Linked DNA regions of Homo sapiens: all the other regions are linked to region 2. A link is a contact called in ENCODE Hi-C or POLR2A ChIA-PET data. All regions are on one chromosome and are shown on one strand. The core of a region is the stretch at or near the end of the contact, and the rest is flanking DNA. Distances in the headings are between cores, read along the strand shown. Region 1 overlaps EHMT1 (euchromatic histone lysine methyltransferase 1). Region 2 overlaps EHMT1 (euchromatic histone lysine methyltransferase 1). Region 3 overlaps EHMT1 (euchromatic histone lysine methyltransferase 1).

Region 1 (2,700 bases), core at 120-2,619, 150 kb before region 2:
CCTGAATCCTATACTTGGAATCCTGATGAAATAAGGACCCCAACCCTGCAGTGCTGTGGTCCAGGCCTTGCCCCGACATGTGGCTGTGGAGAGGCCGTGGCCCCTTAGTCCTTGTGTTCGTGCTGCGCCCCTTCTCCCTGCACTCAGTGAAGCTCCCCCAGCACTTCCTGTCCAGCAGACATGACAGTGCAGAGACCCCAGGATTCTTCCAGGGCTCCGGCTACATACAGATGTGAAGCATTATTTACCTTTCGCTCTCATTCTGTGCTGAGTGTCAGGCACGAGATGTGTGATAGTGCCATAGAGGGCGTGCAGCAGGCGGTGTGAGCATCTGGCTCTGCTGACTGGAAAAGATAGGTGCACAAATGTAAAACCGTATCACTTTTGTTTCTTTTTTTAAAAGAATACTTCATTTTCATAAAGTGTTTTATGTTAACGCGTAGTAGGTTTATTGTTATTTGTACAGGAGGTTTTGACAAATGGTAAAACTAACTTGATGCCATTTTCATAAAGTATTTTATGTTAACATGTAGTAGGTTTATTGTTATTTGTACAGGAGGTTTTGACATAGTAACACTAACTCGGTGGCATTTTCATAAAGTAAATTTTATGTTAGCACGTAGTAGGTTTATTTTATTTGTACAGGAGGTTTTGACATGGTAACACTAACTTGGTGCCATTCTGGCAACTCGTGGACAAAATCCCTTTGGGGTACTCAGTGTGTTTAGAGTGTGACGTGGTCTTGAGAATGAAAAGTTTGGGAATTGTTGTTTTACCGTAAACCAAAGCGCCTGGCGCAGTACTGCAGTGAACTAACCAACCAACCAACCAGTTTCTGCCTCTCGTAGAGCTGACATTCTGATTGGGGATAAGTTTCACATTTTTGTGTCATATCCTTCAAAATAGTCAACTCCTTAGGTTTAATGTCTTTTTATCAACATGGAGATTTTGAATGAAATTCAGCCATGAGTGTGTGTTTGTTTTCCCATGCTATCTCAATCGTATTACAGAGCAGTGTTGTGGAAACATTTAAAAAACAATCTCTGACATGAGTAGGAATGTGGTCTTCTACCAGGAACTTTACCGATTGCAGAGAATTTATTAATATTACTACTATACCTTGTGGTTTTCTGCATGCAGGTTTAAGCCTGCATTTACACTTCTAACCACAAGGTGGTGCTTTTGTTCTAGGTCCGAAGGCTGACACCGGGCTGGATGGAGCTTGAGAACCAGTTTTATATGGGTTGCTTTTTTGCCAATTTAAGATGATTCTGCTTTGAAGTGCTTAGCAAAGAACCTTACCTTCCTTTTGCATCAGGGTTGTCTCATCTTAGAGTGACATCCTAGAGTGTGTAGGAACCTCCCAGCAGGTGTTTATTGAGCACCCCTTACTTGTGTGCTAGTCTGGGTGCCTGGTGGTGCTCAGAGCTGGCCTGGACCAAGTCCCCAGGGGTTTGTGGTCCCTCACCATTCTCGACTGCTGCTTTTATATTTGTTGTATTTCTGATAGGACCGTTGCTCACGTTGCTCTTCTGATCTGAAAAAAGAAATAGGCTTCTCATTTTTTCATGGTGTGTAAGTTCTGTACAGCCTTATTTTTATGTCTCATGTTGTTCTGAAGAGGAGATGGGTGTCCTGGGAGGCAGGGCAGCTGTGTCCAGCTGCAGTGTCCCTGGTGGCTGAGCTGAAGGCAGTGTGAAGCTCCGGCCTCGAGGATGTGCCAGGGAGTGTGTGGAGGTCATGTCTGTGTCCCTCCCTCAGACCCGCACTCCCAGCCTGTGCTTTACACCAGACAACTCCTGGCGAAACTGCGCTGCTGCCCTGCCTGGCACTGGCCCTGCCCTCAGGGAGGCTCTGGCCGGGGCTGCCAGTGTTCATCAGTGTCTTCAAAACTTGTTTCTCACATTAGAAAAATGTTAAGGCCCGTCATTTCATGGTGGTAATTGTGTGAGAGTATGTATGAATTGAAAAGATGGAAAATGACACAATTACTATGAATATAGTAAGATTAAAAAACAGCATCTGTATGTGTCAACATATTACTTAGCCTCCCGGAGCCAATACTAGCAGGACCTGAGAGTCTGTGGGTCCCTCCTAGGGCTGTACTGTTCTCTGGAGCCTGGGGGCTGAGGCCTTGATTGGGGGCAGGACAATCTGTTGTCTTGGAATAGAGCCCAGGAGGCCCAGACAAGGTGCTGACCAGCTAAAGCTGCTTTTTTCACACACTGTTTGAAATACGGTTAGTGGAGAGAGGCAGTGGGGCGATCCAGGGTGGGCAGGGAGACGTTCTAAAACACCAAGGCATTCCTCACAGGGTCTGGAGCGCAGTGAGCTTAGAAAACCAGCACCGTAACACATGCTGCCCTTTACGAGGCAGTGGTGGGGCGAGGGGGGCTGCACGTGTGACCCGCCTGCACCAGGGCCTCCTGAAGGCCAACCTCTCCATCGAGCCCTGTTCTGAGACCAAATTCCAGGTGCCGAAAGACATTAAACAGGATTGTGCTCTTCACTGGCATCTATCAAAGAGCACCAACATGATATAAATTAAAACCCACAGTAAAATCTCTCAGAATTCCGTCCCCTTTTCTGGCTCTCCCACACTCTGCAGGCTGACGGAGAATCTCACTGTTGGCCAGTGTCCCCAGATGCCCTGACTCTCGGCTCCAGCGCTCTTTCTTTGTGTTCTGTCTGGTCTAGAAG
Region 2 (2,700 bases), core at 190-2,689:
GATCCTCAAACAATGACACATTCTCTTGACTGATAGTAAAGCTTGGAGCCAGGTAGTGTTAGGTCCTCATACTCCTCATACTCGGTTTTTTTTTCAAAACTGTTTTGCTCCTCCATGTCCTTTGCATTTCCATAGACAATTGAGAGCCCGGGCGTCAGTACAGGCCAAGGCTGCTGGAATTTTTGCTGAGACTGCACTAAATCTGCTGGCCATTATCGCATTGAGCCTTCTGACCCTGTGTCTGTAGGTGGCCCAGCTGTCTTTGAGTTTGATATTGAGTTTCTCTCAGCAGAGCCTTGTAGCTTTTAGTATGTAGATCTTACACTGTGTTTTGTTAAATGTATTCCTAAGCACATCATACTTTTCATGTATTATAAACAGTATTGTTTTTAAATTTCATCTTCCAGTTGTTTGTTGGAAATAATGCGGAAATACTTGATTTTTTTGTGCATTGACCTTGTTAAATGTATGAATTCTACTCACTTTTTGGACTATTAGGCTTGTCTGCACATGTGGTCACGTCATGTGTGAGTAAAGACAGTTTTTCTTCTCGCGTTCTGAGCCGTGCAGCTTTGTTTTCTGGAAGGTCGGGCATAATGCTTGTTCTCTTCCCGGCACTGGGGGAAGAGGTGTCCTTACCCTGTCTAATGTTAGCTTCAGGCCTTTTGTAAATGCTCCCTGGGTTGTCAGAATTCACTTCCTTGGCTGCAGGATGAGGCCTCTGCTTCCTTGCTGGCTGGCAACCGGGGGTGCTCTGAGCTCCTAGAGGCAGCTCTCTTCTTGAAGGCCAGCAGGAGAATGTCGGGGCTTTGCCACGCTGCCTTCCTCACATTCTGTGGGCCAGAAGCAAGTCACGCTCAAGGGGATGGGTTGATACAAGGGAGACTCTTGGGGCTGCCTTAGAATTCTACATGTGTGTGGGCCGACTCCCTCTCCTCACGGGCACCTGCCTTCCCCACTCCGAGCCACGGCCACGCTGACTTGCTTCCTGCAATCCTGCCTTTTCCACAATATCATGTAAGTGGAATCACATGCCATCTGGCCTTTACCATTTCCTGGCTGGGTCATGTGTGAGTGACCTTCAACTGTATGAGAAACTGCCCAGAGGTGCCACCCTGGGCACCTCTGTTTGTGTCCTGTGGATTTGGCTGGGCCATCAGTCTTGGGTGGGAGGGCAAGTGCAGCACCAGCTGACCCATCACAGTCAGAAGCAGGAGCCCTTAGCATCTCAGAAACCCTGATGCTCTTGTATTTGAAGGAGGCATATTTTTCCTCTTGTTGCTTGATGGATAGAAATAGAGTAGGTTTTTAAAATTAACTCTTTAACCTGTGGCCTAAAGTCACCTATTAAGTGTAATGATATGTGTGGGTCCATTGTTTTGTGTGTGTGTGCCCGTGTCATCACCACGCAGGCTGCCCCGGTCCCCTTGGTTTCACTTCTCATTCTTGTCGTCTACACCGGCGGGGCTGCCCAGTGTCAGGGAGGAGGCGTGGCCTTTCAGGACTGTTTCCCGTGATGCTGTTGTGCAGGCGTCGGGATGCTTTTATCAGAATAACAAAGTTCTCTTTTCTGTCCCAAAGAGTTTCATGAATTGTTGTTGAATTTTGTTGAACATTTAAAAAAATCTATTGAAATAAGCCTATGATTTTTCTCCTTGTTCTGTTAATGTGAATATCTGATTTATATGCTATTGTTACTGGAAATAATTTATGTGTATTTTAACCATGTGGCGTCAGTGCTGTGTTGTGTGGTCAGTCTGGGTCCATAGGGGGTGGGTGGGTGGGGCGGTGTGTTCCTGTTTCTGTGCCGTCTCCTTGCTGCCATATCTCCTGCCCTGGTCTCTCCTTCCAGCATCTGGCATCTCTGTAGGTCTGTTTCTAGCATCTGTTTTGCTGCTTATCTTCTTCTTTCCCTGTCTCCTCATGTTTCTGGTTAGTTTTGTTTGAGTGCCAGACATTGTATTTTCAAACCTGCTTGAAGAAGATGCACTGGGTCACCCCGGTCCACTTCCAGGCACCAGGAGGCCTCAGAGCTAAGCTGCAGGCCGTGGCCTCTGTCACCCCAGCTGACTTTAGCCTCCAGGTGGCCCTGGTTCCTGGGGCCTGTCTCAGTCCGTTGAGGCTGCTGTAACAGAACACCATAGACTGCACAACAGACTGGTTTCTCACAGTGCTGGAGGCCAGAAGTCCAAGGTCAAGGCACCTACTGGTTTGGTTCTCAGGAGGACCCCACCGCCTGGCTCATGGAGGGACCCTGCCTTCTCACTGCGTGATAACCAGTGAGACCAAGACAGGCGGGTGGAGCCGCAGCCCAGAGGAGAGGGGAGAGCTTTGCTGGGGCTTCGAAACCACCTCCTAATGGCAGCATTGTGCACACAGGCCTGTCTCCCTGCTGATGCGGCTGTGGCCTTCACTGGCCAGGTTCCTCCTGCTCACCTAGGGCCGCACCTCCCAAACTGTCTGTGTGGAAGGGCCATTTCCATATTCCCAGTTCACTGTGGGCCAATCCTTTTGTAAAATAAGGACTGCAACTTACCAGGCTGCTTTTAAGTTGTCACATTCAACAGGCACAATACTGCTCCATCAGATCGCTGCTGGAGGCTCTCAGTTCCTTGACTCGCTTGTCATGTTGGCCGGGGGGTCCCCGCCTCCTCCCCCACACGTCTGTGCTGTGCCTTCACACCTGTTCCATGGCATGGA
Region 3 (2,700 bases), core at 66-2,565, 190 kb before region 2:
CGCCCTTTTGCCCAGGCTGGAGTGCAGTGGTGCGATCTCGGCTCACTGCAAGCTCCGCCTCCTGGGTTCAAGCAATTCTCCTGCCTCTGCCTCCTGAATAGTTGGGAATATAGGCGTGCGCCACCATGCCCAGCTAATTTTTTGCATTTTTAGGAGACGGAGTTTCACCATGTTGGCTGTGCTGGTCTCGCGCTCCTGACCTCAGGTGATCCACCCACCTCAGCCTCCCAAGTAGCTGAGATTACAGGCACCCGCCACCACGCCCGGCTAATTTTTGTATTTTTAGTAGAGATGATGTCTCACCATGTTGGCCGAGGTGGTCTCAAACTCCTGACTTCAAATGATCCACCCGCCTTGGCCTCCCAAAGTGTTGGGATTGCAGGCATGAGCCACTGCACCCGGCCTAGTTTTTTACTAGTTTCTTAATGCTTTTAGCTATGTTATAGAATAAATTGCATTCCCCTAAAAAATATGTTGAAGTCCTAAACCCCATACTTCAGAATTTGACCTTATTTGGAAATAGGGTCATTGCAGATTAGTTAAGATGAAATCATAGTTGAGTAGGGTAGGCCTCTAATCCAGTATGACTTACGTGTCCTCATAAAAAAAAAAGGATGCCTTGTGAACACAGACATGCACAGAAGGAAGACAGCATGCGGACACACAGGGAGAAGTGGCGCATGACTGGGGTGATGCTTCCATAAGCCAAGGAGTGTCAGGGACGGCCAGCAGACCCCAGAGCCTGGCCGAGGCAGGGGATGGCACTCCAAAGCCATTACAGACCACAAGGCCTACTGACACCTTCATTGTGGACTTCCAGCCTTCAGAACTTCGAGACCATACATTTCTATTGTTACATGTGTCCTAGGAAAAAACAGGCTGCTTCCTATAAATGTTGATATGTTGTATTTTCATTTTTATTCAGTTCAGAATATTTTCTATTTTCCCTTGTGACTTTAGAAGTGTGTCATTTAATTTCTAAATATTTAGGTATTTCCTGGATTTCTTTGTTTTGTTGATTTCTAATGTAATTCCTGTATGGTCAGAATTATACTTTGTATAGTTTCAGTGTGTTTAATTTGTTAGATTAAAAAAAAAATCCCGTATTATATTCTGTCCTGGGGAATGTTTCATCAGTGCTTGAAAATAATGTGCATTATGAATTTATTAGGTGGAATGTTCCCTATATGTCAGATTGAATTGGTTGATAGTATTAAGTCTTCCTTATTCTTTCTCATTTTCTTTCTAGTTCTATTAGTTATTGAGAGTAGAGTATGAGATCTACAGTACTGTCGAATTTTACATTTTCACTTTCAGTTCTGTTGGTTTTTGCCTCGTGTTTTGAGACTATGTTATCTTGCGTGTGTTTATAGTTGTTACATCTGCCTGGGTGTTTTGACACTTCTCTCATTATGAAATGTCCCTCTTTGTCTCTATAAATGTTTTTGTTTTAAAGTCTATTTTGTCTGATGTCAGTATAGCCACTTCAGTTTTTTTATGGTTTATTTTTGCATACTATATCTTTTTCTGGCCTTTTAATCTCTTTGTATCTTCAATCGAAGGGATGTCTCTTACAGTCCTTTCCATCTGAGATCGGATCTTGTAGATTCAGCAGTTGAATCATATATATGTATTTTTCTTACCTGATAGAAGAGATTTTATTTTTAAAGTGTCACCTTAGACTGCAAGGATGTCTGTTGTACCTCCCCATTAATCAGCCAGAGGAGGAGCTGTGATATCAGAATGCCCACTCAACCCACCAGACATTTGAGACCCACCCTTTGCTGGCCTTCTGTAACCTTATTTATTTAGAGACGGAGTCTCGCTCTTGTTGCCCAGGCTGGAGTGCAATGGCGCGATCTTGGCTCACCGTAACCTCTGCCTCCCGGGTTCGAGTGATTGTCCTGCCTCTGCCTCCCGAGTAGCTAGGATTACAGGCATGTGCCACTGTGCCCGGCTAAGTTTTATATTTTTAGTAGAGATGGGGTTTCGCTGTGTTGGCCAGGCTGTTCTTGAACTCCTGAACTCAGGTGATCCGCCTGCCTCGGCCTCCCAAAGTGCTGGGATTACGGGTGTGAGCCACCGTGCCTGGCCTGTAACCTTATTTTTTAAAGCTTTTAATTTTAATTTTTGTTTTGTTTTATTTTTGTGTGTTTTAGAGACCTGGTCTTGCTGTTACCCTGGCTGGAGTGCAGTGGCGTGATCATAGCTCACTGCAGCCTTGACCCTGGGCTCAAGCAGTCCTCCCACCTTGGCTTCCTGATCAGCTGGGACCACTGGCATCTGCCACTATGTCCAGCTAATTTTTAAATTTTTTGTAAAGATGGGGTCTTCCTATGTTGCTCAGGCTGGTTTTGAACTCCTGGCCTCAAGTGATCCTCCCATCTTGGTCTCCCAAAGTGCTAGGATTACAGGTGTGCACCCCTGTGCCTGGTCTGAAATTTTCTTTTTTTAATCAAGAGCAAGTAGATACATGTTTTCTCTGAGCCCAATATGCAGAGAAGGAAAAAATGCTAGAATTCTCTGCATTATAGGGGCCTGGCGCCCTTTAGCTTCCAACAGTGCAAAGGGGGCAGAAAGTTGTTCTTTTTTCCATAGAACATGGTGATGTTGATTCCATACAAGTTTGTTGAGATAGGAAGGGATAAAAATGAGTTTGAAACAGAAAGAGGTAGAGATTCTTTTCACATTTTATTCTCC

The links. A loop is a pair of places that touch in the nucleus more often than their neighbours do. ChIA-PET counts read pairs that join two places held with the same protein, here RNA polymerase II (POLR2A). Pooled maps may share reads with other maps.
Region 1: a pooled map shows a loop between it and region 2 (9-fold over the local background). The contact joins two enhancer-like sites. A Hi-C loop is called at or near these places in 2 of 37 single-sample maps with no recorded cell type and 5 of 50 pooled maps. POLR2A ChIA-PET finds 5 or more read pairs at or near these places in 1 of 52 experiments (WTC11).
Region 3: a loop to region 2 is called in a pooled map, with 2.4 times the contacts of the local background. The contact joins two enhancer-like sites. A Hi-C loop is called at or near these places in 1 of 50 pooled maps. POLR2A ChIA-PET finds 5 or more read pairs at or near these places in 3 of 52 experiments (AG04449, HEK293 and IMR-90).

Annotation. Positions count from the first base shown.
Region 1 is chr9:137,671,827-137,674,526 of GRCh38, forward strand. All of the region lies in intron 1 of EHMT1 (euchromatic histone lysine methyltransferase 1), which reads left to right. Among named protein-coding and RNA genes, the nearest start is that of EHMT1, 54 kb to the left of the region's middle. RefSeq lists an enhancer at 1,611-1,720. Within about 2 kb of position 1,370, at least 6 of the 41 ENCODE cell types and tissues checked have a DNase peak (open chromatin) inside an H3K27ac peak, as active enhancers do.
Region 2 is chr9:137,824,377-137,827,076 of GRCh38, forward strand. All of the region lies in intron 25 of EHMT1 (euchromatic histone lysine methyltransferase 1), which reads left to right. Among named protein-coding and RNA genes, the nearest start is that of MIR602, 13 kb to the right of the region's middle. Within about 2 kb of position 1,440, at least 3 of the 41 ENCODE cell types and tissues checked have a DNase peak (open chromatin) inside an H3K27ac peak, as active enhancers do.
Region 3 is chr9:137,638,141-137,640,840 of GRCh38, forward strand. All of the region lies in intron 1 of EHMT1 (euchromatic histone lysine methyltransferase 1), which reads left to right. It also overlaps the pseudogene SETP5. Among named protein-coding and RNA genes, the nearest start is that of EHMT1, 20 kb to the left of the region's middle. Within about 2 kb of position 1,316, at least 4 of the 41 ENCODE cell types and tissues checked have a DNase peak (open chromatin) inside an H3K27ac peak, as active enhancers do.